Regions from separate parts of the Mus musculus genome. Here regions 1, 3, 4, 5 and 6 are each linked to region 2. A link is a loop called in an ENCODE intact Hi-C map of the cell type or tissue named here. Cell type or tissue: heart. All regions are shown on one strand. Region 1 overlaps Casz1 (castor zinc finger 1). Region 2 overlaps Pex14 (peroxisomal biogenesis factor 14). Region 3 overlaps Casz1 (castor zinc finger 1). Region 4 overlaps Pex14 (peroxisomal biogenesis factor 14). Region 5 holds the start of Gm17029 (a long non-coding RNA gene). Region 6 overlaps Casz1 (castor zinc finger 1).

The links. Peaks named below come from ENCODE experiments on the same cell type or tissue, not always from the same donor. Only the 100,000 strongest peaks of a DNase experiment are listed, where the experiment ranks them.
Region 1: a loop joins it to region 2, with 2.1 times the contacts of the local background. A loop is called at or near these places in 6 of 42 quality-filtered maps.
Region 3: it touches region 2 in a loop (1.8-fold over the local background); 6 of 42 quality-filtered maps call a loop at or near these places.
Region 4: a loop joins it to region 2, with 1.9 times the contacts of the local background. A loop is called at or near these places in 4 of 42 quality-filtered maps.
Region 5: a loop joins it to region 2, with 2.1 times the contacts of the local background. A loop is called at or near these places in 4 of 42 quality-filtered maps.
Region 6: a loop joins it to region 2, with 2.2 times the contacts of the local background. A loop is called at or near these places in 6 of 42 quality-filtered maps.

What each region holds. Positions count from the first base shown.
Region 1 is chr4:148,900,413-148,905,412 of GRCm38, reverse strand. It overlaps Casz1 (castor zinc finger 1), which reads right to left. Exons shown (of 21, transcript NM_001159344.1): 4 at 3,670-3,708. The coding sequence starts at 3,685. Among named protein-coding and RNA genes, the nearest start is that of Gm15969, 15 kb to the left of the region's middle. In heart, CTCF peaks have their summits at 2,135 and 2,334 (motif pointing right); DNase peaks (open chromatin) are centred at 2,012, 2,152 and 4,502; H3K4me3 peaks cover 3,020 bases; H3K27ac peaks cover 4,159 bases; H3K27me3 peaks cover 280 bases.
Region 2 is chr4:149,044,562-149,049,561 of GRCm38, reverse strand. All of the region lies in intron 2 of Pex14 (peroxisomal biogenesis factor 14), which reads left to right. Among named protein-coding and RNA genes, the nearest start is that of Gm42351, 37 kb to the right of the region's middle. In heart, a CTCF peak has its summit at 1,948; DNase peaks (open chromatin) are centred at 77, 521 and 2,021; H3K4me3 peaks cover 972 bases; H3K27ac peaks cover 3,236 bases.
Region 3 is chr4:148,912,562-148,917,561 of GRCm38, reverse strand. All of the region lies in intron 4 of Casz1 (castor zinc finger 1), which reads right to left. Gm15969 (a long non-coding RNA gene) reads left to right here. Exons shown (of 3, transcript XR_003955174.1): 2 at 3,178-3,365; 3 at 3,944-3,992. Among named protein-coding and RNA genes, the nearest start is that of Gm15969, 2.8 kb to the left of the region's middle. In heart, no CTCF peak of the experiment used is centred here; a DNase peak (open chromatin) is centred at 2,531; H3K27ac peaks cover 4,720 bases.
Region 4 is chr4:148,966,760-148,971,759 of GRCm38, reverse strand. Pex14 (peroxisomal biogenesis factor 14) reads left to right here. Exons shown (of 9, transcript NM_019781.3): 5 at 1,125-1,210; 6 at 4,134-4,236. Gm17029 (a long non-coding RNA gene) reads right to left here. Exons shown (of 3, transcript XR_003955167.1): 2 at 1-5,000. Among named protein-coding and RNA genes, the nearest start is that of Gm17029, 9.1 kb to the right of the region's middle. In heart, no CTCF peak of the experiment used is centred here; a DNase peak (open chromatin) is centred at 1,909; H3K27ac peaks cover 2,832 bases.
Region 5 is chr4:148,957,573-148,962,572 of GRCm38, reverse strand. It overlaps Pex14 (peroxisomal biogenesis factor 14), which reads left to right. Exons shown (of 9, transcript NM_019781.3): 9 at 779-2,038. The coding sequence ends at 1,232. Gm17029 (a long non-coding RNA gene) reads right to left here and starts at 2,409. Exons shown (of 3, transcript XR_003955167.1): 1 at 2,151-2,409. In heart, CTCF peaks have their summits at 533 (motif pointing left) and 2,423; a DNase peak (open chromatin) is centred at 2,352; H3K4me3 peaks cover 1,447 bases; H3K27ac peaks cover 4,498 bases.
Region 6 is chr4:148,804,991-148,809,990 of GRCm38, reverse strand. The region is part of intron 1 of Casz1 (castor zinc finger 1); the gene reads right to left. Among named protein-coding and RNA genes, the nearest start is that of Casz1, 3.1 kb to the right of the region's middle. In heart, a CTCF peak has its summit at 2,975 (motif pointing left); DNase peaks (open chromatin) are centred at 3,025, 3,460, 3,820, 4,020 and 1 weaker place; H3K4me3 peaks cover 2,801 bases; H3K27ac peaks cover 2,984 bases; H3K27me3 peaks cover 653 bases.

The sequences.
Region 1 (5,000 bases), 140 kb after region 2:
CAGTCTGGAGGAAGGAAAATCGAGGGCGATCTGCTTTACCCAACCCAACATGAAATCCTTCCAAAGTGGCACAAGACCATTCCCATTCCCTGGTGCATGTTGGGTAAAGTGTACCCAGAGCTATGAGGCCTCAGAGTCGCTTCCACTTTGGGCAATACCTGGCTCTGAACCTTTGGCGCCCAGAGGTCCTGTATGTCGATACTCTGGCTGCAGGGGCTGAGTGTGGAGAGCCAAGTTCTTTGCTCCTTGGGGGAAAGACAAAACTAGGGGGAGTCTGTCGCCATTCTCCTTCTGGCCTTAGTCTGTTTCCTGGCCTGCTAGCTCTCTCGGCCTCATCGTCCCTGAACCCCTATCCCTGAAGACTCCATGACATGGGAGGAGAGGGTCTGCCTGAGAGGAAGGGTCCTTGCCTGCAGTCCCAGTAGGACAGACAGTTTTGGCTCAGTCACTCCTGCCAGTGACTTGTCTGAATGACAGGGCTGAAACTGGAATGCTTTAGTGGGTACTGCGGCCCCTCACCAGCTAGCTCCTCCTGGGTTCCATGGCTGTCCCTTTGAGCCTGCTCTCTTGCCTATTTGACCCATTACCCAGAGCAGCCTACCTTGGGTCCTCTGCAGGACAGCTCTTCCCCTTCTCAAGAGGGGCATTAGAAATAGATCCCAGATGATCAAGGACAAGCGTTGTCAGATAGCCACTGCTCTTGCATAGCCATTTCTTACCCAGGCGCCGGTGTGTTCAGGCCCAGAAATCAGCCTGGGGTGGGGGTGGGGGCTAGTCCTAGGGAGCTTCCCAAGTACAGGATGGATCTACCTGTGTCTGAAAGCTTCCTCCCTGCTCCCCTCACCCTCTCTATACCCTCCCCCTGGGAAATCACTCTAAAAGGGCCTAATGGAACCATGTCCTCCTCTCTTCCTCTCTCCTCCCTCCCTCTCCCTCTCTCTCTCTCTCTTTCCCTTTTTTTTTTTATTAGCATTTGTGGAATTTATTCCCAAACTCTCCTAATCTTCCGTACACAACCATTTGATTTGCATAACCCAACCCCCTCTCATAAAAACTGGCTGCTAGTTTAATTAAAAAATGTAAATTTGCTGTCATCTCGGGGCCTGGTGAATTAGGACGACATCGGCATTTTTTATTGCTAAAGACGTCCAGATTGATCCAGCCCTTGGCTGAACTATGGTGGGGGAAAAGAGGTCCACATGGCCCCTGAGGGTCTTCAGATACTTCTGTCCCTCCTGAGAAACCTCAGCCCTCCCCAGCCACTGAATTACTCATGGCCAGGGCGCTTCAGGACCTAGACATGTCCAAGGGTGGAGGGGACAGTTAAGCCATCATCCAGGACTTGTTGGAGGTCTCTGGTACTGACAACTCTTTGACCGGCTTACTCTCTGCTGAGGCCCTTAGCTGGAGCTACCAGGGCTGCTCCCAGAGGATGGGAGCTAGGCACTGCACTGCACCAGCAATGAGCCCTGGCATGTCCCTGTGCATCAGGGAGGTCAAGGGAGATCAAGGGAGATGTTCTCAGCTCCTGAAGATGAGAACACAGCTGCCCCAGAGATGGACTCAGGGAAAACAGATCAGCCCGAGTCCTGGTCTGCTTCCCTTTTTTTGCGAAGTGAGGGAAAGTGCTTTTCTTCTGAAGTTCTGAGATTAGGTGAAACTCCCAAGATCAGAGAAGAAACAGGAGGTATCACCAGACAACTCCTCCAGGAAGCTGAACTTTGATACCGTGGACCTTCCTCCCTCTCTGTGTGGCCAGAGTCCAGACTTGGGTCCCACTGGGAGTGCCCTGCTCCAGCTGACTTCCTGGCCCTTCTGGCTTCTAGGAAAAGTTTCCAGAGCCTGTCCCTGGAGTGTGAAGAGCAGCAAGTCTCCCCAGAGCCCTTAAGGTGCCACAGGAGGCTCTGTCACTTGCCTCCTGCCCTGCCATCATGACATTCCCCAGAAGGGATATGGAACCCTGCCTCCTAGGAGAGGCTGGGCATGGCAGGATGGGAGCCAGCTCCAGTTGGCACTTAGGTCAGAAGGAAGAGAGCAGGGCCCGCCTTCCAGCTGAGTAATACCTCAGTCCCTTGTGCTGGCCCATTGGTAGGCTCTCCTGTGCCAGGTAGTGGGTGGTGCCAAACACTGGGCCTGTCCCTGAGTTCTGCTTCTTGGCTGGGATGGGTGGGGGCCCCATTTCTGAAGAAAGGGGGGCGGGTCCTGAAAGGGTGGTGTAGAGACACCTGATTCGAGGTGGAGGCGGGCTGGTTCTCGGCGGGGTGGAGGCCAGGGAGGGGCAGGGTGGCAGCAATGGCTTCAAGACACCTTTCTAAATATGCCCAGCAGGGGGCGTTGTACCCTTCCTGGGCACAGATGTCCCCAGGACCTCCAACTACATCCCATTAGCCAAGTGCACACCTGTCCCCTACAGTCCAACCACTCTGTGAAGGTTCCCCACCCCCACAACACACATTCCTGATTGTCCTCTCCTGCCTCCTGCTCCCTCTGCCTCAGAGAGGCAGCTGTCACTGTATGGGTCCCATGGGAGTATGAGCGAACTTTGACAAGTCTAAAAACAACCCTAAAAACCACTTAATGCCACTACCTTTCCTTCCTCAAATGAAACAGTGGGGGTCAGGGGTCACCTCTGAAGAATTACCAACTGAATTTTCTCTTAAGATACTAAAGAAGAGCACTGATTTTGACAGCCTGGGGTGTGAGAGTCCTGGCCCAAAGTTAGTTGTGATAGAGGAGGCTGGGGGAAGACCACAGAACTAAGCCAAGCCGTGCTGGACTCAGGTTGTAGGCTCAGGTGCAAGGAGAACTATCGAACAAGAGTAAATCAAAACTAGAAAGAAGCAAAGTCACAGGCTAAACTCTGCCCAGGCCAGGGAACACTCACTAGCTGGAGCCAGACCCTAGCTAGCCCCATGCCAGGCTCCCCAGACCTAGATATCTAAATGTAGTCTTTGGTTTGGCCTACTGTCGCCTCCCAAAGTAGGTGCTAAAAGGGGGCTGAGAGAAAGAAAGAGCGAGAGAGAGTCCTGGGCCCCTTACTTTGAACTGATAACAGCCACCTCAGCCCACAGCTTCTCAAGTGAAAAACACTCATTAGCCGTAATAAGCAGCTTGATCATCCGACACAGCCTTGTCCCAAATAAATTAAATTCCTTTACCTTGAGACAGTCGCCCCGAAACCAGACTAACCACCTTTCCCAACAGGACGCTGCTTTCAAAAACTAAACCACCCCCCACTAAAAAAATAAAAACACACACCCCATAAGCCACACCACACCACACACACACACACACACACACACACAGACATCTTTGCAAAGGGAAAAGTGTGTCTAAAAAACACAAGAGAAAAAACACGCAGAACAAAATCCCCCACAAAAAACCCCTAAATCCTCCACTCTCTCTCTCTCTCTGGGTGCCCCCAGCTCCCTGTCCCCTCAGTTCTTTCATAATGACAAGCATCAAATTAGTCACAGTCACTATGCGAATGACAAATAACAATGTCACCATCCAGAAAACAGGGCTAGCAGGGACTATGGGCACAGACCCCTGGCGCCTGTCCGGTACCCTCGGCTCAGCTGCTAGCTCATTGGGCTAAAAATACTAACTTCCGTCAAAGAACCGAAAGAAAAGTGAAAGAGCCTCCCCGTGGGTTCCCACCGCGCGTACCTGTTCCAAGATCCATTCTCCGCTCCTTGGTCCCAAACTCTTCGAGAAACGCCATGAAAAGAAGAGAGAAGAATGTTTAGTATCTCGCGGGCCCCTGTCCCCGCCCGCCCGGCCGCTGTCCCTCACCGCCCGGCCGAGCGCATCCCGGGCTGGGGGACGCGCGCCGGGCCGGGCAGGGCCGGGCCGGGTCCGGAGGGCGGCGGCGGGGAAAGTTTGCTCCGCGCCTCACGCTCGCTCTCACGCTCCGGCCCGCACGCTCCCAGCAGCTCCGAGTTCCACCAACTAAAACAGAAACTGCCCGTGGCTGTCGCTCGGCTGGGGATCGGGCCCGCCAGGCCGAGGGCCCCCCACCCCCACATCCCATCCCGAGCGCGCAGGGGTCGCCGCTCCGGCCCGGCCCGGCCCTCCCCCGCCCGCTGCCGGTACTCACCATAGTCGGAGAGTCGAAAGCCGAATTCACTTAAATAATCAACTTTCATAATACTTAATTAATGCCTAATTGCAACTGATTACTCCCCGAATAACAAGTTGTTTTAAAATCCTGATGTCATTGCTCCTGACGGTAACACTCAGGGTAACAGTTTGGCAGGAGGGAGCGGGGCGGGCGGGAGCGGCCGGGCGCTGCCAGGCGCCGAGGTGATTGGCAGGGTGGCCATGGCACCGCCCCTCGCCGGGAGCGCGCGCGGCTCCGGCAGGTGAAAGATCAGACTCGCCCGCGCGCGCTCACGCGCGCGCCTCGCAGTGGTGCGAAGGTGAATGGGCGGGCGCGCGCCCGCGCTCCCAGCGCACAGGCTGGGGCGGGCGGGCTGAGGAGGGCGGGCGGCGACTTCTCCCAAAGCTCAGGGAGGAGAGGGAGGCGGGGCCGGCGCTCGCGGGGTCGCGTGCGAGGGAGGGAGAGGCTGGTGTGCCTGTGAGGTGTGTGTGCTCGCTCGTGTGGAGGAGTCGTGCGCCCGCCCGAGCGAGGCGAGGAGCCGGCACCCGCGCACAGGCGCCAACTCCCGCCGCGGGCGGGCGGGCGGGCGCGCGCGCACCGTCCGGCTCCCCTCGGCCGCTCGGGGCCGTCGGCCACCCTGAGCGCGCCCGCGTAAACTTTTCCGCGCGGGAGCGAGCGCAGGTGCGAGACTTTTTGCGGCACGCGCGCGCGCGCGCGCTCCTGCCGTTCCCTTCCGAGGTGCCCTTGGGCTGCGGGTGGGGCGGGTGTGGAAGGGGTTGTGTTTCCCTTGCTCACCCCACTTCCCTCATTTTGTTGTGGCTATTGGAGTTCGAAGAAGAAAGGAGTCGCGGGCGGCGCGGCTGGGTGTGCCGGAGAAACTCGCACGTCAGCCTCGCGA
Region 2 (5,000 bases):
GTTGGTGCTTCCCGGGATCAAGTCTCCGACTCTTGCTACCACTCAGTTCTGGCGCGTAAACCTTTTATTTCTGTTCCTGGCATGCTAGCTCACCGACCTCCGGCTCAGAGCCAGCTCGTTTGCCTTCTCTGCTGAGGTCACTGCTACCGTGATCCGTGTATAATGGCATTTCCCTCCTCTTTTCAGTATGGAGGCTATTACAGTTTCCTCTCTAAACAGGACTTCAAACAATCCGCTGCCAGTCGGATTTCAAAGCCAAGGAAAAGGCAAATGTCATCCTTTTTTTCTCCCCTCTTTGGGTAACTGCTTTGTTGGCTGCATCAGAAATTAGAGGGGTTGCTGTGGAAATTCAGGTGGGGATGTGTGGGGACAAGGCATTTAAATTTGCTTTTCTTTCTGCCTAAAGGAGAAAATCCTTTTCCTTCTCAACCTTTCCTAAAAAGGAACTTTGATCTTCTCAGCCCAGAGGCCGGGGTTTTCATTTCCTCTATAGCCGGCTGGCGTGTTCCGCTCCTTCTGCAGTGAGGGCACTCAGTGGTGTGCAGCATCTGCAGCCCTGCCCCGCGGCTCGCCTGCCCCAGGCTCCAGCTGCCTCTGTGCAGTAAGTTGGCCCAGAGTCCTCTGCTGAGCAGGAAAATCTCTCCCAAGTCACCTGGTCCCTGAGACCACTGTCACTTGGTACTAAGTAGTGTGGGTGGTTTAAGATAGTTTACCGCCACATTCCTCTCTGGAAGAACTATTCCCATAAAACAACAAAACACTGGCATGTGACGGGGAGTCACTCTCGCAGTATTTTTAACTAGGGCCAAGGGGGGGGAAAATGTGAATGACAGAGAGATTTCACTTTGAAAGGTAGTTTTTGCACATGCAAAGTTGCCACTTTTCATAGAGGCTTTTACTTCATTTATCAATGTTTTAAGAGAGGCTGGGGTCAATAATGCATGCTTTAGACTCCCCTAAATACAGATTTACACAATAGCCCCTAAAATATATTATGTTGAATCACGTCAACTCCTCTCTGCTGCTGTTGCTGCTGCTGCTGCTTCTTTTTTTTTGTTTTTTGTTTTTTTGTTTTTTTTTTGTTGTTTTTTTGTTTTTGTTTTTCGAGACAATGTGTCTCTGTGTAGCCCTGGCTGTCCTGGAACTCACTCTGTAGACCAGGCTGGCCTCGAACTCAGAAATCTGTCTGCCTCCCAAGTGCTGGGATTAAAGGCATGTGCCACCACGCCCAGCTTTCCTCTGTGCTTCTACAGAGGTGTTTTATTCTTTAATGTGAAAAACAAAAGGAGCAAGGAAAAGAAAACAAAGGAAATTAGGGCTCACATGCATACATAATCACTACAGGGCTGGAACCCATCTCAGCAATAGGAAGGGCACAGTGACCACAACCAGGAGATCCCAGCTGAAAGGGAGAGCCCTTCCTTTGACTCTTTGAGCACCAGGGCACTTGATGATATCCATCCCTTCCTAAGTTCAGTTAACTGTCTTTAGTTCGTGAACTTCAGGGTTTTGTGGATAGACTTTCCTTTCTTTTATTTCCTTTTTACACGTTTAATATAAATTAAATATAAATGTGTGCACCCATGCTTGCATGTGCACGCTTGTGTGCTAATTTGTAGATAAATGGGCTAAAATGTACCTCTCGATTTTGTACCCCTTAGAGAAGGAGAAAGAATTAAAAAAAAAAGTCCTAAAACCCTGTCACTGTCATCTGTTCATTTTTAATGAGCAATTTTTTAAATAAAAGAGGAAAATGAATAGGTGTTGAACCAGCCCGTGATATGTAAATGCCAACTAGTAATTACCTAAAACCTCAATTTTCATTCTGTTTCATCTTGCAAAACATTTCATTTTCCCAGAGTGAAAACACTTAATTTGGGCTGTGTGAGTTAGCCACCTCTGTTAGCTGTGTGAGCGGCCACCTCTGGCCTGCGTCGCCACTGGCTCCTGCTAGGGGGCACTTTGGCTCTGTGCTTGGCTTCCTGACTGCATGTCCACCTCAAGGTTATTCCCCTCTTGCCATTCCAGTGGTTTTGCTCTGAGAGTGCGGTGGCGCCCCTCCCCCTCCCTCGTCTGGTTTCGGGGAGCCTGTTCCTCCTCGTCCTTGCAGCAAATCGTATTGAATTTTGGCTGACCGAGCCTTCCTCTGCATATTAACTTTCCCTCCTGTACCTGGCTGTGAGACCCTTGGCTTTTCTGCATTGAATTTCACACCCGGGGAAGCAGCTCTCTGGAAGATCCCTTTTTTCCTTTTAACTTCCCGATACATTGTTTCTATTTTTCTGTTTATTGCTGTGGTTCCTCGTGGAAATTGAAGTTCCCACACGTTGGCTCTGTTGGTGCACCTGCTGTCTGTTCCCACATTCCCTTTCTTTTGCAGGCTCACAGACTTTGCTTCTGCTTTGACTTGAGGTGTGTCATCTTTTAGATGTGTTCCTACAGTGTCTTGGAATGTGACTTGCGTTTGCCCCTGCTTCCTTCCCTTCCTAGCCTGTGTCCTAACTGAAAGAGTGAAGAATTGAGAAAGAATAGAGAGCCAAACACTGTGAACTATAGATCAGAGATGCAGAAAACCAGAATTATGTTGTCCTAGGACCCTGGATCTGAGTGTGCGTTGCCTAGAATCTCAAGGCACACAGCCTCTTTAGTGAGATATATGGCTTCATAATTAGCCCGTTGCATTTTTTCACGAGTGCTAGCATCAGCGTTCTCCGATGTGTTTCTCTGATTAACAGCTGCTTTGCAACTATTTCCTTGTGCCACGGATGACCGTATTTGTCAAGGAACTCCTGACAGAGTACTGATTTCTTACTAAAACGCAACATTTCTGCTTCACGAAGGCTCTCTCCTCAGCACTGCCCGGCTTTTAAAGTCAGCCCTTGTTAAAACTGGAGCTGGCTCTGCTCTAGCGCCTGTTACCATGATCCTGGGTGTCTGCCTTAGAGCTGGATCGAGGAGCCTTTCACAGGCAATTTAATCTTGTGAGCAGTGTGGGAGCAATGGGGCACTGGAGTGGAGTTTCAGGCCTGTGTGCTGGTCATTTCCCCCTGCCCTCTAGGTGCCATCTCTCTGGGTTAAAAAGGACGTGGCTTAAGGGTTGCTAAGGTCATTAATTTTTGAATATTTTTTAATATTTTAAGCTGGCTAATGAATGCTCACATTTTAGGAGATAGATGTGTGCGTAGTACACAGAGGTGCTGGAGTTGGTGGCATTCCAAATAAGTGTCACCAGAGAGAGTGCATCAGGGCTTACATGTCAGGTGCAGAGTGCCTGAGACTCCCTCAGTCCCTGAGTTTGTTGTTAGGCAGGCTCTGTCTCCTGTCCCCCTCACGAAGAAAATAACCTGTGTTCTGAAGATTACAGCGGATGGGTCTTTAGTGGGAGAATGGCAGACACGTAGGAAGTGTCTCCTCAGTGAAGGTTATCTGGATCCTGGCTCCTCCCCCAGGCTTTACTTACCCTGCACCCTGCTCAGAGTATCAGTATCACATAGCAGCAGCACCAGAGCGCATGGCGTGGTCACAGATCCTGGTCTCACAGACAGATCCTGCTCAGGGGGCCAGTCACCTTTAATCCAGAGGTGCTTTACAGCCTGAAACCTCCCCCACTTCCTCTCTCAGTGATTGTCACAGGCTCCACCCTAACCAAAGACTGCAGAGAGGAGAGTCTGTCTGTCTGTCTGTCCTTGTCACTTTAAAGGATAAGCAGTAAAATGACAAACTTTCCTAAAACCCTGGAGTTGGTGGGTGGCAGAGTTCCTTTGTTTTGCCTTTTGGGACAATGGGGGAAATGAGAAACTTTGCTTCTGATTGTTTTCAGAGTTCATCTTGAATTTTAAAAATCAAACTAGCTACTGCTAATTTGAGGTGCACTCATTAAGAACTCAGTCAGTCTAAGAGTTGGGGACTGGACTCCACAGCAAGCGGCCCAGCAATGGCATCAGGAGTGTTGTGCCTGGCTTCTCCGTGGCTCCCGCACTCCCACAGCATGTGCAGTAAAGTTCCCAGCTCCGTTTTACATCTTTGACATTGAGACGAAGATTTGGCCTGAATTTATGTAATTTAGTTGGGCACAAATATAACCCATGAATAGTCACATTCATCCTCTAATTAGAAAATCAAATGATAACCCAGGATAGGCCACAAACTCATTGAGTCCAACCAAAGCACGCTGTGTGTGTTGGACCTTTGAGAGGGAAGTCAGTTGAACTGTCCATGAAGTTAATGAAAAGTGCCCGACAGGAGACCCAGACTGAGCACCTGGACAGTTAGTGTAGTGGGGAAGACCTTTGCATTATGGGTAAGGAGTTTTGGGATATCTTTTACCATCAACACATGAATCACAGGGCTATAAAATTCTAGATCAGACAAAGTTCTTTACCACCCTCCCCGCCCCCACCCTGTCAGTGTGCTAGTGTTTTGTGTGTGTGTGTGGGGGGGGAGTGAAGAGTGGTTGGAGAAATAATTAGAGAAAGGAGGAGAGAGGTTTGTGTGCTCACACTTACACATAGCTGTGTAGCTGGGTATCTTATTCAGCACATTACGTTGAGGCTATTAGTTTGGGTGCTTTATATTTTTGCATCTGGTGTAGTGATATCGATGCTGTTAAATATGTGATTTGCCTGTCGCCTGCATTTTCAGACAAAGATCAAGGGGAACATAAACAAGCCTCAAAAACACTTTATGTAGGTGTTTGGCAGTATTATTTTATATGACTTGAAATTAGTGAGTGGAAACTTTAAAAGAAATTGTTCATATTTTTGCAAGTTTGAAGTGTGCCGGGACTTTGTCAAATTCCCGTTAAAATAAATACGTCAATTTCATCTCCCTTCCAAATTCATTTATCTTGCTTTTTTAAAAGGTGTTTTCTACTTTACCTGATGTTTAAATTGGATTCGCTCGTTTATGCTGTTCTTTGCTATATCCCCCACGTTTTCCTTAAATGAATTACTAATGGCAGAGCACTCCATCATCCCTCTCTGCAGCCACTTTAAGGAAAG
Region 3 (5,000 bases), 130 kb after region 2:
TCCCCAACCCTTCCCCACTCCCAGTAACTCATAAGGGGGAGAGCAGAGGCTGGAGCAGACAGAGCTCAAAGAGGGCAGGTGATGGTCCCCCAGCCCTCAGCTGCTGCCCTCCATTGGCTGGCAAGGTGCTCACACTCCCTTACTGCTGGTGGACGCATCCTGAGTCACCCTGCCCCAGAGCTGTGCTGGGGGCGTGGGGGTGTGTGGCACCTCCAGGGTAGGGGAACACTGGTAGGGGACAAGGCAGAGAGTGTCTGGGTAGCACCAAGGAAGGCAGGCGGGGAAGAGCCCTTCTATTGAGTATGCTCTACAGTGGACAAGCTAGAACTGTTTCTAGAACCCTCAACCTGCTGTCTGCCCCCAGGGGCACAGGCATGGAGTGTCAGCTGGACAAGGAGATCTCTGATGGAGGGAAGCCATGTGCCCTCCCACACTAGAGAATAGCTACCAAGATGGAGGCTTTTTAGATCTGCACCAAACTTCAGAACTACAAGGCCAAGGCCTAAGGGGATTTTGCTGAAAGCCAGGGTCAGTCTCTGCCCAGGATCAGACAGAGCAAGGGACCCAATTTCTCTCTTGCCCAGAAGATACCAGGCCCCCTTCTGCTTAAGGGACCTTCCACAACCTTGGACACTAACTGTCCCTGAGTCTCTCCTTGGTCCCCGCAGAAGTTCCCTGCTGGGAGTATCAGGTCTCACACTCTTCCACCCCTCCAAGAACTGCAACAGCTCTAAGCAGAACTTCTGGGGTACAGGGTACAGGGTAGGAAGTCCAGCACCCTAGATCTACAAGGGCTCTGTCCTGGTTTATCCACTGACAATGACGAGACTGTGGAAGGGGCCTTCCTGTTGCCGGGACTGTGTTCCCACAATCCTTTGGGGCTGGCTGTGCTGTGGAAGGGAAGTAGGGCAAGAACTATCTAGGAATCAGGAAAAGGGCCTGGGACAGACAGAGCCTGGGTCATAGGCATAGCCCCAGAAGAGGTGAGGAGGCAGCTTGTGACAGTCGGCAGCACCTCCTCACCATCTCTGTGGCCTACTGCCTCAATCCCTTTACCGACAGTGAGGAGGACATGAGGGGACTAATTTAGGAGTATTTTTAAAACCGTGGCCCTGGTGGATGGGTTTAGCAGTTGTCAGCCATCTGGAATAAGGAATTACAATCACCCCTCCCTAATCCTATATTCCCTAAACCCTAAAGCTGGTTAGTGTGGGGATGAGGCAGCAGGTGGGTGTGGGGGGGTGCCTGTTCCAGAAAGGAGCCCCCGCCCCCCGCCTCACCCCGCCCCACCTAGGAGTACCCTCCCTCCCCCTTGGAGGGTGCCTGGGCCCCGGGGTGTGGGCTGAGGAGCCCAGTGTGTTTGGAGCCCACTCGGCTCCCCCACCGCTCACGCCTGCTCACTCCCCAGGCCTCGCTGGCTTGCGCAGGGGCCGTCAGGTAAATTAGATCTGAAAGCTGACAATTTCTGACCATATTTCCTTGATTATTTCAAACAAATGCACAGCAGCCGCTGTAAGGAGATTAAAGTGACATAAACGTCCCGAGTGGGAGGGGGGAGGGCAGAGGATTCAGGTCACCCCCATCCGTCCCCCGCCTGACAGACGCTATATCGCTATCCAATCCAATAAAAAATCCCCCCCTTTTGCTTTAATTAATTTTACAGCTAGCTTGCTTAATTACTTTCAATCAAAATCCTCCTGCCATCGCAAAATTAGAGATGGTTGAGCTCCATTAGCCTAAATTCTTCATTTCCATATAGAAAAGAGGCTGTCGACAGAGCCAGCCCGGGCCCCTGGCAGGACAGACACCCGTCTGCCCACCCGCCGCCAGACAGCCCACTCTGCCTTCCATTCTCCGGCTATGGCTGCCTTCTGCATGTCCCCTCATCCTTTCTACCATGACACCGTAGACTGAGGGTTCAGGTGGGGTGTCCTCACTGTCCCCTAGATCGTCCCCAGACTTCATGTGGAGGCATTGGGGCTAGGCTGAACTAGAGGCCAGGTAGACGTGGAGGTTTGCCTCTATGGAAAGAAACAGCTGATCCCAGGGTTCTCCCCTTACCAGCTGCCTCTCAACAGAGCTTCAGGCCCTGGCTACCCAGACTCCTAACTCTGGGCCCTCTGCCCTCCAAGGAGCTCTTGGCAGAGCAAGAACACTCCAACTCTTGGAGTTTAGCCTGTCCGTATAGACACTGGAACCAACATCACCCAGGGTTCCCTCTACCAACTCCTGGCTAGGGCTACTGCCCACTGCCAGAGCGACTGTAGGGCCAGCTGTCTCCGTGGCACAAGGCAGCACGGCAGCCCCCACAGACTAGCGGTGTCTTGCCCCCACCCCCACCCCCCCACCTCCCAGCCAGTTCCCAGTTTGCAGCAGCTGCTTCTCCTCCCCCAGCCTGGTTGGTGGGTGGTGGGTCTGGGCTCTGTCCACATCCTGTGCTCGGCTGGCCGGCTCCCTTCTCCTCCCTGCCACCTGCCTTATCCTCATAACCCCAACCCCAGCTCCTGAAACTCCACTTCAGGTTTTCTATGCTACAGCCCTGAGTGACACCACAGGGTCCAGCCCAACCTGGGATCCAGCTGATTAAGGATCTGCAACAGGATGTGGGGATTATAATAAAACCTGGCTCTGGACCTTCGGGGGCAGTAGGCCAAGCCTGGGCTCCAGGACTCCTCTCCCCTCCTCTCACTACCATGACCCCCAGCCAAGTTGTCAAGTGATGACAGTTCAGGGGGTCTACACAGTTCCAGCTAGACTCTGGGAAGTGAGCAAACGGGCTGGTGTCAAGGCGGACCTGGAGTAAGCCTGTCAGAATGGCAGGGTGGGGTGGGGAAAAGGAGTCAGTGATGTATGAAGTCTGCCTTGTACCCCCTAGCTCTTCTTGGGGTGGCAAACCAGCCTGATCTCCTTTAGAGAACCAATGTGACACTGGGACAGTGTGCCAGCACAGCTCCTGGGCAGAGGCAAACCAGTAAAGAAAAAGGTGCCCCGTGGGTTGTGTGAGACCCTTCCAGACAACAGGCCCTAGAGTTCGCCCTTGGCTACTGGTGTGGCTGTGGCCGTCTAACACCAGGATGTGAGGCCAGCTCCTGATGGATGAGCGGCTGAACTTGGAGCCTGCATCTTAGGACCCCCCCCCCCATCTGCTCCCCTCTGGTCCTCCTCTAATCCACACAGGTCCAAACAACCCTCCTTCTCAGATGCTTCTCCGAGCTTCTCAGATGCATCTTGAGTCCCTATTGGCACTGCTCAACCTGGCCCTCAGGATCCTAGAGGACCATCTGAAGTCTCTTGGGAAGCCTGTAGGCTAACAAGGACACACTGTGCGCCGCTTCCCAACCACCGAGAGAGAAGCAGCAACATGAGTGAGTTCAGGGGGCTCCTGGAGGTTACCTGATCCTGCTGAGTGACAGGCAAGGAAGGTGACACAAGGCTGCCCTGGTTCCTTTGCTTCCTGCACTGGGCCCATCACACGAGCCTGTATGTCTCTCTTACCTCCTTACCTGTGACTCATCACCCCAAGGACAGAGACAGAAGAGGCTGCACAGCCACAGTCTATGGGCATCCGCCCACTTCTTGCGGCTCTCTGTCCACTGAACTGGGGTGAGCTTCATTCCCACTTTACCCAGACCATCGTGCCTGGCCCAGCTGGGCAGAGGTGGAAGGGTAGATAAGAAAATAGGTTCTGAGTCCTAGAGACACCTACTGTGGGATGACACAGCTCAAACTCTCCTCCATGCCAGGTAGTACCGTGAGGCTACACAGTATACCCCAGGCCTCCAGAACACTGACCGCTACGCAGAGGGTCCAACCTCAATCCTAGGCCTGGCCTCCCTTCTCCTAGGCATCCTTCAGGGGCCCTAGTGACCATATCATTTGTGAGACGCCCTCTAGATCATCCCCTCCTCTGGTCCTCATCTCTGACCCCTGTTCTTGTTTGTAGGCCCTCTACAGTAACAACTCCTCCATCCACCTCATTTGACCAAGAGATCTACAGGACGGAACTACTGTTCAGCACAGTGTCTGTCCAATAAATATTTACTGAAATGAACACAGACCGCTAAGAGCTTCTTGCGTTGACTAGGGCTGAGCGGAGGACCCAGGGTGTGGCCTGACTTCTTAACCAGACCCTGCCTAGCTCTAAAAACCTTTCCTGCTTGCTGGGGTGGGGACTCCCTGGGTGGGACTCAATTGACACTGTGAGTGTCTTGCCCTCTTTAGCCCCAGGCTCACCTCCAAATGCCCTTCACAGGACTCTGCCCAGAGAACAAAGAAGGCCCCAGTTGTTCCTGCATTTCTCTGTAAGAGGAACAACTGTTGCTGGTCAGTCCTTTCTGAATAAACCCAGCAACTGTTTGCAGCGTAGAGCAATTTTCTCCCTCTGCCTTGTCCTTGTCCCAAAAAGGAGAAAAGGAGATTAAAAAAGAAAGATGGGGGAGAGCCCATACCAAGCCCCACAAACTCCCTACACCCGCTCTCAAGTCTGTCTGGAAATGTTATGAGCACAAAGAGCACAAGGACAGCCACCTGCTGTCCCTGACAACTGGGACAGCCGCAGCTAAGGGACAGGCTGTGAGATCAGGACCCAAAAAAAGGAGGTGAGAAAGTGGACGGTGGAGGGAGGCAAGGGGGGTTTGAAGAGGGACAACAGGAAAGATCAAAACCAAGAAGGTGTGGGGAGGGGGGCATCTGGCCAGGACCTGCAGGTACAGAGACCCATACAGCCCAGATGGCTCCTGAAAGTCAGGCAAAATGGAATGGAGGGGTGCTCTGTGGGACACTGGATGTGATGGGGGTGGTGAAGAGGGAGAGAAGAGGAGGACTGGAGAAGAGGGAACGAGGTCTATTAAAATCCTCTCAGTGCATAACACAAAATGTCAGGGTTTATAGCTTCATTCTTGGCTTTGCTGGGACTGAGAACCCTGAACAGAAATGTCACCGCTTGTCATGTTTAATCACCTGCTGTTTGTTAACACCTCCCCTGCAAGGAGCCTGTCTCA
Region 4 (5,000 bases), 78 kb after region 2:
TGGCTGATCTTTGGCAGCCCAGCATATTTTTTTTCCTTACAGAGAACTTTCACTTTTTCCTCTTAAGGGAAACACTTGGCTTTTCTTAGGCAGATTCAAATTATCAATGTCTCTGCCCTTATGCTTTGAGGCCATTGTTAAGTGAAATAAGGCTCACTTAGACTCTGCAGTGAGATACTAAGACAGTCTGAGAGAGAGCTGAGATGGTGATCAGTACATGAAGGGCAAGTAGCATGTCGGCGTGGATGCGCTGTCCTGGGGGTGGGGTGGGGGGGGTCAGAGCGCATGGCTGAGATTCCATCCATCCTGCTGCTTAGCGTGCTGTACACTCCAAGGCCTCTGGGCTGTTTTTTTTCTGGATTTTTCTGTTTACAGTTTTCAGAACACAGTTGGAGAAAGGAAACACAATAAATGTTGCACGGGCCTACATGTGCTGGTCGGTGTGAACTGGAGCCTGCCCTGCGGTGGGCATTAGATGCTCATTCCAGATCCTCAACCAAATGGCAAATTTAGAAGTTCTCCTTCTAAAGCTCCCTTGGCCTCTGCAGCCCTTGGAAGGGTGTGCCCACCAGGGCTTGCCAGTGCTCTCCTAGAATAGAGTTGCAACCGTGTTACTTCCCACTGTGGAGGGCAAGGGCTCCAGGCCCCTGGCCTGTCTTCTCCACCCCACTCACTCTGCCTCCAGGAGACAAGCCTTGGTCCTTGGCAGACTTGTGTCTTCATAGCCTAAGGAATGAGCAGAGCAGAGAGGCCCAGGTTTATCATTGACCCCTGGTTTGTCCTCCATGTGGTGTGCGCACACTAACCGGCCTCTAGAATGATCCTGTTCCTTGATCTCATGAGGCCAGGCCAAAGGTCCTTCTGTCCCCTCTGCCTTCTGACCTCCATGGCTGGGCACTAGGCTCACAGCTGGATACCTCTTCCCAGCATCTCACGGTCAGATCACTTCCATCTCAAGTGAGGCAGACAGTTCTGGGACCTTGGAAAGAAGAGAGGGCAGAGCCGAGCCCTGATGTTCTGATGGTCACGTGCTTTCTGCAGCTGTGTGTCTCACTGGCCTGTCCGCTGCGACACTCCTGGGCAGAGACCTGTTCTAGTTTCTTCTTCCTTCCTTTCTACCCCAGGCCCCAGAGGCTCCCGATGGCGAGATTATGGTGCCTTGGCTATCATCATGGCAGGAATTGCATTTGGCTTTCACCAACTCTACAAGGTAAGTGGCCTCTCAGGGCCACCATGTTATGCCCTGCCACCCTTTGGTATTCCTCCCTCCTCCCTCCTCTGTCCTCCCTCCTGGCCCCTGGCTTATTATGTACACAGGCATTCAGAGCACAGCGGCTGTGGTGGAAGCAGGGAGCACAGCAGGAGAGACATGAATGCACACAGCACTGCTGCTTCACCTCGCCACCCTGACTCCCACCCGCAGTATGACCTGATGGCCGGCTGGCTCAAGTATTTAGAGCAGTGCCTGGCACCACTGAGAAACATGCAGATTGCAGAAGCAGAGCGATTTAGTCGTTACGGGCTTGCACATCAGAGCCTAGCTATATGTGTTGAACCTGACTCTGTCCCAGAGTACAGCTCCATCCATAAGATGTTCCTGAGACAGATAGTCCGACTTTGCAGTGTTGTGAAAGTGTGCCTGCCCATATCAGTCGGTACTGTGAGTACGATACTCAGAAAAGGAACAGAGGCAGTGAGCACCAACAGAGGCTTTGATTTTAATGGGTTTGCCCAGCTGCTCCAGCAATAGTCTGAGCACACTGAAGGCAGAGCGGGAGCACAGGTCAGGAGTATGAGTGCATCTTCTCCATGTGATGGCTTCCAGCATCTGCAGAACTGGCCTCAGGGTTTCAGGGAAGGCCAGGAGTCAGTCCTGGAATAGTGCTGGAGCAGTGTTGGCTCCCTGCCTGCTGGCACGTGGGAAGCCCCATAGATGCCCTTGTTCCACCCTGGTATTTACAACTGGCTCAGGAAGCACACTTCTTGTTTTCTGTGGACTGTGGTAGCATCTGTATAAATGTGGGAGTTTCCCTGGGCCTTTTGAGTCAGCGAGCCCTCAAGAGCTCGTAGCTCACGATGCTCACAGCAGAACTAAAGGCACTGAACCAACATTTCCTCCCAATACCAGTGGAAAGGCCTGTCCTTGCTTTGGAGAAACTAATCTACAAGATGCACAGCCTGGATGGCCCCACATTTAGGCCTGCTTACCCTGGAGAGAAGTCATGTTCTCCACTGACGCCTCCCACTAATCCAGCCTGCATTTAGTGACTGTTTTTCTTTTCTTTTCTTTTTCTCTTTTTTCTTCTTTAAAGGACTCTACTGAATTCCCAGGCTTGCAGTGTATCTTTGAGCACATGAAATGTATTTAAACCTTGTTTAAACCTTAGATTCTTAGTTTTTTACTTCCTACAATAGCTAATGACAGAGTTGTGGCAGAATGTAACTCTTCAGGATAGTGCCTGATGCCAAAATAAGAAATGCCTGTGCAGGAATTCAGAAGCAAATTGTTGTCAGGCCTGGAACTCCCCCCTGAGCGTCTGTGGAGCCTGTGTGGGGCAGCCTTTCTTAGCCCACTAGCTGCAGACAGGTACCAGCAGAGTTCACAAGTACCAGGGTCCTGTGAGCAGCTCACAAGTGTCTCATCACAGTGGCAACCCCACAGAACAGGAGGTGTGGCACCTTGGTTCAGATATGACAGAGATTGTCATCTGTTTCCATGGAGCTCTGGCCACCAGCCTGTGTTTTACAAAGAAAGGAAACATTGAAATGTTGGTCACAATGGTGTCGTGTCTTCAGCATGTTAGTAGTATTCTTTAAGTATAGAAAAGTGGAGCTGTCTTGCTTTGCACAAACACAGACTTAGCCAGATCAGCGGCAACACTTCCCGCTCACGGGCTCTGGCCTCAGGGATGGGGGTCGCTGGTTATACAGCTGAGAATTTCTTGACTTTTATACTTTGGAAGCGTCAGGCTGCAGTTGATGAGTTTCGCTCAGTTGTGGGTAATAACTCACATTGTGGCTGCAAAGCACTTTGCGAAATAGAAACTGCTTCTGTGCATGTGCTAAATGACAAGCTCACTCTGAGTCTCTCCTGAAATGAGTTCTCCCACAAACCCCTGAGAGACCTGCTTCTCTTCCCTAGCACAGAGCCAACCGGCAGTGGAGAACAGTCCCTCTTTGACCTGTCTGGGACCCTACGTTCCCTCTGGGCAGCACCTGCCAGGCTCCTGTGGTTAGCTGAGTAGTGTGCTCTAGGGTTGGAGTGGACTGTGCCCCCTCGACTGGGGACCTAACAACTCTACCTCAGCCCTTGTTGTACATCAGCGTCCCAAGCCCTACAGGTGTGCCCTCGCCTTCCTAATGATGGAGAGGCTGGTTCCAGGACCCTTGTTTGGTGGCTTTGCAGTCACCAGCTTTGGCTTTCTGTGTCCCTTTCCCTCGGCCCCACCTTTGGGTTCTGGGAGGATATAGGCTGTCCTGGCTCTCTTTGTGAAGTGCGCACCTCCTGCTGTAGGGTGCTTTCCCTGTGCATGCCTTACCCTACCATGGAAGATGAACGATCCCGGGCGTCTGTTGATTTTCCTCTGGTTTCTCCAGTAATGCTGTGTTTACTCAAACCTAATACTGTTTCTGGATCGCTGAGGCGGTTTGTTTCCTTCGCAGAGTTGAAGTGTGAAAGATTCAGAAAGGGTGCGGTGAGAAGCTGCCTAGCTCTCCTCCCCAGGAGCCACCATAGGGTCCGTTTCTGGAACATCTTTCTGCAGTCTCTGCTTAGAACTTTTGAAATAGAATCTAAAAGCCTCACAGGAATGTGAGGTATCTAAGGGAAGTAAGAGAAAGTAATAAGGCCTCCCTCACACAGGGAGGACTTCCCAAGGCTGGGGAGTTAGCTCAGAGACGCTGCTTGCCCCCAGCCCCACCTGGAGGCTCACTTCCTTCTGGTCTTGGTCCCTGTTCAGGTGGAAGTTCTTACCAGGCCGGGATCTCAGGCTTGTAACTTTTTCAAGCACTTTGTTTCTAGTGTGGAGAGTGCAGCTCTTCTGTGGGGTAACCTGCAGAAGATGAGGGCAAGCAGGGAGGTGGGATCTGAGAGACCGGTGTTGGCCACCTCCTCACCTGACCACTTCTTGCAGAGGTACCTGCTGCCCCTCATCCTGGGAGGCCGAGAGGACAGAAAGCAGCTGGAGAGGATGGCAGCGAGTCTCTCGGAACTGAGTGGCACCGTGGCCCAGACAGGTAAAGATTAATGACTCCATCAAGTCACCCCTCAAAGCGTCCTAACGCAGCCCCTTCTCGGCCCCTCCCTCTCCCTCGTCTCCACTCTGTGGTGACTTCATTTATCTGCTCTGAGAATCTGTTCACATTTGCAAATGAAGCCGCCGTCATTTCGGTTTAATTTGAAATTGCTTGTTTACTGTCGGCGCGGCCTCAATTAATTATGTTTTTACGGAAAGGCTCCCAACCTCAGAATATTAATAAGGGGAATAAAATGACAGCCTTTCTAAGGGCTGTAAAGTTCATTTTTAATTTCTGCTTCTATGAGGTTTTCAGGGGGGTTTTCAGTAATTTTTCCCCCCTTCCTTCGAAGAATCCGATGCAGGGTCAAGAGAGTCTGTAATTACTGTGGCTCCCGGGACCCCTGCTACCTCCCCTGTTATCGACTCCACACGGGTGGCACTCGGTACCTGCTGCCCCAGTGATGGCCCAGATTAGCTGGGACCTGTTGTGGCAGAGGTGGCTCTTTTCCTTATGAACTTGTTTACTAAGTGGGAGCTGGGAATCTAAACCTCAAGGCAGGCAAGAGAGCCACCTGTCCCAGGCAGGAGGCTCTGTCCCTTGCTGGCACCTGTGCAGAGCTGTCTGGAATCCTCTAACTCGTCTGTCCCATGAACCATTGCTCTGCTAGGAATCAGGGACATAGTAGTCACAGGCCTCGACAGGTCACATGGTGGTGGAGCCTTGGCGCATCCGCAGTGGGGTAGGGAACGGGAGAGACCGCC
Region 5 (5,000 bases), 87 kb after region 2:
ACCCTGAAACCAAGGAAACCGCAAACTGAGCTGCTTGTGTGTGTGTGGTGCAGGCCCGGATGTGCGTGTGCCACCGGGTGGGCTCTGGGGTTGAAGGCTGACTGTGTGACCAGTGCTGGTAGGTGGCACAGCCCTGGGCAGGAACAGGACTTGTCCTCTTGGCCTTTGCAGAAACAGGACTTCATGTTATAGAGCTGCACTTCTGAGCCATGACCATGTTGACCCAACTTCCCAGGTCTGTCCTGGAATGGGCTTCAGTCTGGCTGGCTGCTGGCTGAGGGCCCAGCAGAGCTGGCTTTTGCTTGGTCAAAGTTTGGGCTCAGAGGTCTGAATGACAGTAGCCAGGGTTCCCCACTGCTGTCCTTGGCTGAGATTATGGGCACATTAGCCAGGGGCTCCCGGGTTCCCAGCCTTGGTCCTCTTTTGCCTCCTTGTCCCCATCTGGCCACAGGAGAGGAGTAGGGACAATATTGAATGTGGGTGGGGCAACTCCAGAGCGTGTTGGGCCCCCTGCTGGCAGACCAACAGTTGCCAAGGTGGGTAGGTCCTGCCCTGGGGTGGGCGAGGCTGCGTTAGGGCATCGGGCAGCACTGAACACTTCTGGTAGACACACTAGCTTGGCTGATGGGGCCTCCAGTGGGCCCTGCCTCGTGACCCTGGAGAAACTGCTGCCATCGCTTGAGTGTTCAGGGATCAGGGACCAAGGGGATGTGTGGCACTGGAGCCAGGTGCTGTCACCAACCTCTACCTGCTTTTCTTTTTCCTTGTCCACTGCTAGGAGACAGTTCCCTCCTTCCCCGTCGGCCCCGAAGATCCCCTCCTGGCAGATCCCAGTGAAGTCTTCATCACCCTCCAGCCCTGCGGCTGTCAACCACCACAGCAGCAGTGACATCTCCCCTGTCAGCAACGAGTCTACGTCATCCTCTCCTGGGAAGGACAGCCACAGCCCGGAGGGCTCCACGGCCACATACCACCTGCTGGGTCCCCAGGAAGAGGGTGAAGGGGTGCTAGATGTCAAGGGCCAGGTGAGGATGGAGGTGCAGGGTGAGGAGGAGAAGAGGGAGGACAAGGAGGATGAGGACGATGAGGATGATGACGTCAGCCATGTGGATGAGGAGGACGTCCTTGGGGTGCAGAGGGAGGACCGACGGGGCGGCGATGGGCAGATCAATGAGCAGGTAGAGAAGCTGCGGCGGCCGGAAGGTGCCAGCAATGAGACTGAGCGAGACTAGGGCTGGCACTTGGCTGCCCGCCTTCCCAGTGCCCCGGGACATCAGAGGCAGGTGGGCAAGGGCTGCGGCTCTGCCTCCACGACTGGGCGGAAGCCCAGGTAGGGGTGGGGCTGCCCTTCAGCGCAGCAGTGTGGGCTGCATTTCTGTTCACCAGCCTCCCAAACACGGCCCAGCCCCAGCCAGCCCCAGCCAGCCCCAGCGGCTCTGGCTGTCCACAAGCCAGGCAGAGAACTCAGGAGCTCTGCACTCAACGCCCCTGCTGCCTCGCCCCCTCCCTGACAGGTGTCTTGTCAAGGTGTATCCTCCGAGTATCTTGACCACCTGGCACCATGCATGGCCAGAGCTCATGTCATCTCCTGCCTCTGTCACCTCAGTGCAGGGAAACTATGGCCCCTGTGGTCTTGCTGTCTCTCCCACTGTGCCCTGGCCTGGCTTGTGGCTTCTTCTTTGCCTGTTCCAAAAGCCAGGGCCCTGGGCCTGCTCTTCATCTTGCGGGCCTCCTAGGACCCAGCCTTCCAAAGTCCTGGCTGACAGATGCTGCTCTTGGGCACCTGTCCCCACCCCACCTGCCCTGCTGTCCTCTGTATCACACAAGACGTCTCGCTTGCTGTGTCGTGGTTTAGCTCCTCGGTGGTGAGGCGTGCTTCTCCCTCCTGGTGGAGCCAGGCAGCAGGGCCTTCCTGACCAACAGCCATGTCTGACCTTCCCACTGAGAAACACATGTTCATTTATGTGATCATGTATAGATTTCAGAATATAAGATATGACTGTACATAATTGTAATAAATACGAGTTGCCATATTTAATTCCTGGCTCTGACCTCGTCTGCTAGCCCGTGCCTCGGAGGTGGGTCTCAGCTAAAGCTCCACCAGGTAACTACCAGAGCTGGGCCCTGAGGGACCTGTCGGAGGCACTCACCTACAACTGGAGGGGCTCCTTCCTCGCGCTGGTGTCTGTGGAGGGCGACATTCCCCCGAGAGCAGGAGGGAAGGGACTCGTTACTGTATATAGACCTGGTGCTGCAGGATGAGCTGCCTTCCTTAAATGGATGCACATTCCCCAGGAGCCTGTCTACTCTGCCGAGTCGCTCAAGCCCGCCCTGTCTCCCTTTAACCTTCACAGCGTGCTGAGCTGTGACCAGAAAGCTGGGGGGCAGGAGGAGTGCCTTCCAAGGGACAGTCTCTACTCTGTCCACCAGGGCTGGCCATGCCTGGAGCCATGGAGTTTCCGGTCATGCGCCTCATGCGGATGGGGGCCTGGGAAGTGGAGAGTGCCTGGTAGAGGCCACTGCTGCCCCTCCAGAGGCTCCAATGGCCTCTGCCTCTCACTGTCTGGGAAAGGAGGGGAGACCTACACACCAGCATGGCTGAGGGGGTGACCGTGGGCCGCTTTGTCCCAGAAGATATCTTCCCCCCACACACCCCCCTTTCTCTGTCTCAGGTCTTCCTGTATCATCTCCCATGAATCCTAGGTCTGCATCTCTAGCCTCCTCGTCCTAGAGAGAGGCAGCACCCTGACAGGCGCTTCCCTGCCATCATTCTTTTTCCTGTCCCTGCCCCCTGACGTCCCCAAGGAAACCATGTTTCCTCACTCCTGGAATGACCAGCCTACATGGCTGGGAGACCTTGCTCCCCCAGGAACCTCAAGGAGTCCCAGTGTCAGGCAGGGTGTAGACCTGAGCCATCAGAGGGCCGGACCGTGCCCTCTAGTGAGTGGATCACCAGGGAACACTGTTGCTACCGTCTTTGGTACGGTAACCATCTGTACTGCTGTAACTTCTGAGGTCCCTTCTAAAAAGAACCAGAAAAGTCTAGAGGGCCAGAGACCCTGGGGCAGAAATGAAGCCAGAGTGGGGTCTGGGGCAGCGAGTGCTAAGTGCTGTCATGTTGTGCTTCTTAGGGACATAGGAGCTGGGCCTGGAGGAGGTCTGTGCCCCTGAGCCTTCCCCACCTGGGCGTTACCAGCTTGGAAGGTTCTGGGCTCAAGCTCAGAAGAGAAGGGACAGAAACCTGAGTTCAGCTTTTGAGGACGGACTCTGGCTTGACTTCAGGGAAAGGAAAGCCCCTCCCCAAAACTGCGTGAGGGCTGCCTAATAAAGTCGGCTGCTGGACGGGGGAAACAGCCCTTTGAAAAAAAAGCCTTTCATTAGAAAAATAATGCATTTCATCCAAATAAGGTAAAAATATTTGGAATGGGGCAGAAGTGAGCAGCAGGCAGCGCCCGCCCGTCAGGCCCTTTCTGGAAGGGAGTGCACTATCAAACTCAATTACGATGTCTTTTTATAAAGTGTCGTTTGGGAGACGATGAACCCCAGTGTTTGGAGGCCATGCCCAGCTGTCTTGACCCCCCTGTATGAGCTCTCCTCAGACTCAGGCCTCCCCCAGAACCGGGTGACTCATTGGAACTACCTTGGGCAGGGCAGAAAGGCCAGATTGGGGGGTGCCACCCAAAGAGGAAGCAGTGCGGGGTTTGAGGACATCTGGAGCTTGTGTGGAGCCTGCTTTGGGCTTCGTGGGTACTGTTGGTAGGGAAAAGGGTTGCCCAGGGACTGCTAAGTTTGTGTCTCAACTATCAGGCTTCTCTGTTGTATGTGTGCATAGGTACATATATTTAGGAAAAACTTGTGACTTGGGAGGGAAGAGAGGGACCTTCTGCCCGGACGACTGAGTTAAGACTCGTTTAGTGATGTGTCTCGCTCGCTCATCTTGTATACAGTGCAACCCTCCTGGTGCTGACTAACTTGCCCATTGATAGAAGAACAGCCTCTGGCTGTCCTCTGGGGTCCTCATACCCTCTACTTACTCTGGGACCCAACCAGACTTGAGAAGACACTGGCTCGGAGCCCAGGGAAGGAAGAGACAGACAGACTGTATAGTCACCTCAGGAGCATGCTGAGTTCAGGGTTGCTTCATGCCTGTGCTACTGCACACATTACATACGGCCATGGAGGCGGGCTGTTTCTACAGCCCTGCCTGCACAGCTCAGCCCCAGAGCATAACCCTAAGACTCTTCATCAAAATGAGTCTGAGAGCTCAGCCTGCATTGTGGGGGACTTACCTGTATGATGACCAAATCTTCAGTTTGCTTTCATTGGAGGCTTTAAGGTTGGTGTCCTCCCATAAGAGGTTAAGATCCCTAGAGCTGCCTCTGGCTGTGTGGTGAGACCTGGAAAGACTTTAAAGGGCTAGGGATGTTGAGTCCGGTAGCATGGTCCAGCTGCCTGAGGGGCCACCACAGCAAGGACTGTTGGAGCCAGCTCTAGAGAGACCCTTAAAGGATAAAGAGAAGCTGGGCAGTGGTGGTGCACGCCTTTAATCCCAGCACTTGGGAGGCTGAGGCCAGCCTGGTCTACAGAGTGAGTTCCGGGACAGCCAGGGCTACACAGAGAAACCCTGTCTCGAAAAACAAAAGGATATAGAGAAGAAAGCCCACATAAACAGAGCAGTGGACGTGGCTTTCTGTGCAGCCGCTCCTTGACGTACAGCCAGCGAGCCCACCCTACATTGAAAAGTTAAGCAGGGAATTCATAGAACACACTAGTGTCCATCCCCACCCCCACTGCGACCTGGCACACTGGCACGGGGCTGTTGCCCTTGCCGTGGCTTGGTGGCTGCTTCTGGTTAAACTGTGCTTTGCTCTCTATGTGTGTGCATGCCCACGAAGGTGCACACAGAGGCCAAAGACAGCCTCCGGGCTCATCCTCAGGGGTACTGTCCGCCTCCTCTGAGACATCTCTCCTTGGCCTGCAGCTCACCGGCTGGCCACCAG
Region 6 (5,000 bases), 240 kb after region 2:
GAAAGAGAAAGGACGGTCTCCACCTTCCTCACACTGTCACAGTGTGCCTTAGGGAGCTTTGTCATCAGGCAATCACACGCTGAAAGGGCCCTCTCCCCCCACCAAGGAAAACAAAGTTACTGTATCTGAGTTCCAATCAGTCAGAGCTGTTGATTCCTGAGAAGGAACCAGCTTCAAGTTGGAAGTCTAAAGGAGAAAGAAAGAAAGAGGGGGAGGTGGGGGGGGGCGAGAAAGAAAAACCCAAACTCTACCATCATGTTGGAAAAATAACCAGAAAAGATTCCAAAACCTACTTTTACAGTAAAAAAGTGCTTAAGAGAAAGTGCTTAAGAGTGCCAGAGGATGCTGAAGGTGGACAGGAAGAGAAAACTTGGTCCTTCTAATTAGCCAGACTGAGGGAAAAAAAGAAGGCAGCTAGCCCGGTGTGAGCACATCACTACCAAGTCATTAATTCTTTCCTGTAAACAATTTAATTAAATTTTGCTAAATACAGGAAAAAATACTCATTTTGGACTGCTATCCCCCCCCCCAAGCCTCAAAAGCAAATGTCCTCAGCCCCCACCCCCAGTGCTCACACCTCCAGGCCTCCCTGTGTACAACCTTCAGGAGGCTGCCAGCCCACGCAGGGATTGCTCTACGCAGGGGTGGGAGATGGCAGTGCCCAGGTCTGAAGCTGACATTTCAGCTTCTAAAGGAAAAAAGCTGAGCAAAATAAACTGTTGACTTTTTAGCTAAAAGTATTTTCTTGTTCTAACTCATGTTCTTATGTTACTGAGCTTTAAAAAAAAAAAAGAAAAAAGAAAAAAAGACAAACAAGAGAGAGGAGAGAGAGAGAGAGAGAGAGAGAGAGAGAGAGAGATGACTTTCCTTGAATGATCTGTTTAACCTAAGCCAGAGGAAAAAAAAGAAAGTCATTAATTACTTATGTGAGCTATTGCTTCAGAAAGACAATAAACCTGCCCGGTCGCCATGGATATGACATATTTGCTCTGAAAACAACACAATAATTAGCAAAGGGGAAAGATACAAGGAGAATATGCAAACTCCTGAGTTTAAAGCCACAGTGCTCTTTTTACCCCTAAGCCTCTGCTCTGTTTGCAATCCAAATCAAACAAAAATTTAAAATATAGCAAAGAGGGAAATAGCAGGGTTGGCTTCCCCCTCCCCTCTCCCGTGAGCTGAAAAGCAACAAGGGCTCCACCCGCCTGCAAAATAAGACTTGGGGGGGGGGGCATGTATTGCTTGTTTGTTTTCTCCTAGCAGGGGTAAAGTCTTGGTGTTTTTTTTTTTTTTTTTTAAGTGAGCTCTTATTTAGTATTGGGCCTTCTGGCCAGATATAAATTTATTTATGAAAGTCAAATGCCCTGTGTGTGGTTCATGCCCCCCCCCAAAGTAAATGGAAATGTAAGGGGGGGCTGCAGTTGAAAAAGCTAACCAGCCTATTCCAAAAGCACAAACTCTGTAGGGGACCTCCATTCCCCCTACCTCCAAGAAAATGGAGCCTGGGTCTTATTTTAATATTAAAAATGCATTAAATGGTTTTACCTACAACTTAGTCCCTAAGGATCATTACGAAATGCAATCGCTTTGTATCATATCTGTCAGCGTGATAAATATTGGAGCTAGAGAAGGTTTGCATTTTTTTTTCAGGATGTCACCAATCAAGATGGTTTTTTTTTCTGCCTTATTTTCTTAATTCACTGACTCCCCCTAACCATGACCACCACACACACACACACACACACACACACACACACACACCCTAAACTGAGAAGGAGAAAAAGTTGATATACTTTTAAACACCAACCACAGGTCAGTAATACTCTCAAAAAGCAAGAAAAAAGCTAGGAGTTAAAATTTTGGGGTGACAACTTCCCAAAAGAGGGAAAATTGCAGTATCCTATTAGCTTTGACTGAAAACCTTTTCCTTCTTCCCAGAGGCGAAATTCCCAAAAACAGATGGTCAGGATCTCAAAGAAAGTAAATATACCTCAACCCCCACAGGCAGAGAAATCTAACTTTGAACTTCTTTTTAAATTAAGGGGGGGGCAAGATAAACTATTAATAAGAATGAGAGATGGGTTGCGTTTTGTTTTTCTTATTCAAAAAAAATCATTAAGCACAAGGGGAGCAGATATAAAGGGGGAGGCGCCTATGTAACAGACTTTCCTATTTTTTTAAACAATAGTTTTTTTTTTTTCAGATTGGCCCCTTTGATCTTGAAAGAATTTTGCTCTTCTATGATGGGGGGGGGGAGGGCTCGGTGGTGAGATGATCCTGCTTTAAATGGTGACGCAACTTGGGGATCAAAGCCTTCTCTTTCTGTTAGCCATAATAAGCTGTACTTGCCACGAAGCGGGAGTCCCCCGGGCTCCTTTCCTTCGTCAGAAGGAAATAAAATGAGTTGATACTCAGAGCAAGACACGAAGGTGCAAAGTCTAAAAACAAAATAAAACAAAAAGGGCAAGGCGGAGGGGAAGAGGGAGGCACTGGCTCTTTAAACGTTTTAGTGCATATGGAGTTTGATTTCTGAAAGAGATCAGTTTAACATCTCCATAGAAACCAGCAACAGATTATCATCAACAGAATAAATAACTAGTCTAATAAATTAAACAGGAGGCATAAGATCGCTGGAAACCTGATTACTGAAGTTCAACAATATTCCCCATAAACCCTCGTTAACCGCCTCTAAGGTGGCTAACAAGATGGGGTGAGGGGGTGTCTTTCGGATACGCTAGGTTCCGTGAAGACTGACGCTGGACGCTGCCAGAGGTGGAAGAAAATTCCCCTTCTCGGTCCAGGAAAGGGTCTGGGAGTTGCAGTGAGGGGCGAAGCACAAAAAGCCAAAGTTTGGGAAGTGTGAAAGTGGTTCCAATTGCGCGATACAGTGCGGGGTGCAAGGACCGCCCGGGACGCACCGCTCGGCCGCCACTGGGGCTCAAGCTAAGAGCTTTGCGCTTGGGCGCGGATCTGCCCAGCGCCCCCTCCGGGCACGTGGAGTGCAGTCAGGGCGCAGCCCCGGGGGACCAACTATCCCCCGCCCCACGCCTGGCGCAGCTGCTCCTGCTCAGCCGGGACAGCTCCCTTTAGCATGGCGGCGTGTGTGTGTGTGTGTGTGTGTGTGTGTGTGTGTGTGTGTGTGTGTGTGTGTGTGTGTGTGTGTGTGTGTGTACGCGCGCGCGCTCTGGGCGGGGGGGGGGGGGTGGTCACCAACGTTACCAGACGATCTGTTTTCCAGTTCCCTTGTGCGCTCTCACCGCGCGCCCATACCAGCTTGGAGGCGGCCTAAATTTACCAACTTTGTCCGGAGACTACTTTACCCCATCCCACCCCCAACCTCTGTGACTGTATTAAGCGTTAGCTGGACAGATACACACACCGAGGGCCGCGCCCCCCACACTCCTTTGGAGAAGCGACGTACACGCTCAGTCTCCCCAACATTCTGCCAGGTTTAGGGGAGCTCCAGCTCGGAGGAGGGGTATTATCCCTGCTGGAACACATCTTCCACCCAGGCATCTACATCTTCACCCTTCCCAGCGTGACTGGATGGAGGTCCTCGCCGCACCCAGGCCGGCTTCGCAAGCCGAAGCTGAATCTGGAGAAACTTGTCTGCGGGGAGAAGCGGTCCCTGGCCTCACTCCTCTCCTCCCCCAGCTCGGGGACCCCGGTCGGGGAAGACTTGGAAGAAGAATCTGTGCCCACCCCCTAGAGAAAAATCTATTATTATGATCTTAATCTACGCCCCCAAAGTGTCCCTCCCGCTGTGATTGACGGCGCATACACCTGTTCCCCTCTCAGAGTAGAGTCCAAACGCTGGGGACAGACATTCGCTCAACCGCTTCTCGGCCGCCCAGCGCCCGCCCGCGCCCGGGCACCCCCGCCCGCAGCCCCAGTGCTCCCCTGGTCGAATCTCTCCACCCTAGGAGGCCGCCCCCTCCCCTCCCAGGCCTTGCTCCCCGGCTTCTCCCGCTCCGGGTCGCGCTGGCTTCGAAAAGAGAGAGAAAGAACAGAAAGCAAAACTTCCTGGCGGCCGACGGTCATCAGCTGCACATTCTGCAAATGCCACCGAGTAAAAATAAACCGGCCGCCGCTCCGCCCGGCCGGCTCACCCCGGGCGCACGACTCAGCCCCCTGTCCCGGGAGGTCCACGGCTGAGGGTCTGTCTGGCAGGGTCCCCTGATTCCCGCGCACCCCTCAGAGTCCCACTCCGTCAGTTACCACTTGACGCTCCTGTATAGTGAAGGTCGACCCAAGAGTCCTGGTGGCCCAGTCATCTCCCCTTCACTGTCCCCTGTGCCCCTACATGCTCCTGTCCTCTGCCAGGAGCCGATTTCAGCCCCATGTCCTCTCCACACGCTAAACCCCCGAGGTCCTCCTCAGCCCACCTAGGGTCACAGACCCCGTCCAATCCTCTCCTATCCCTAGAGAGAGCCCCCACCTCCGGCGCCGGAGCTCACCGCTCCACCCGCAATCGGGCCTGCCAACCCAGCGTCCCAAGTCCCCGGGCGCAACTTCTCTCTCCGCGCACACAGTAGCCGCCACAACTCCCCCGGAACTTTTCCCCAGATCCAGGGCGAGCTTCAGCCGACAGCAGAGCGGTCGGAGCCAGTACCCAGCGTTGCGAGCCGGAGCCCGGGGGGGGACTCGGGGGTAGGGGGAAAGAGTAAGAAGCGCCACTTGCCGCGCTTGGAGCGGCGCACTTGAGATAAACTTCCCAGGCACAGATAGAAAAGGGGGCGCCGCTCCCCAGATCCCAGAACCCTCTTGCCTTCATTTTCCCACCCGGAGCTCCCCTTGGCACCCTGCGCCTACGCGAACACTGCCTACCTCTGCTGGCAGAACATACACCCCGGTGTCGGGGCACAAGAGCCGGCTAGAGGAGATCCCCACCCACCCCTTCCCTTGGGCAAAGTCTTGCAAAGTCACCCCAGGAGCCCCTCACCCCTGCCTCCTTCTCTCCTCCAGACAGCTCACGACCCCCCTGCAGCAGGAGGGGGCGT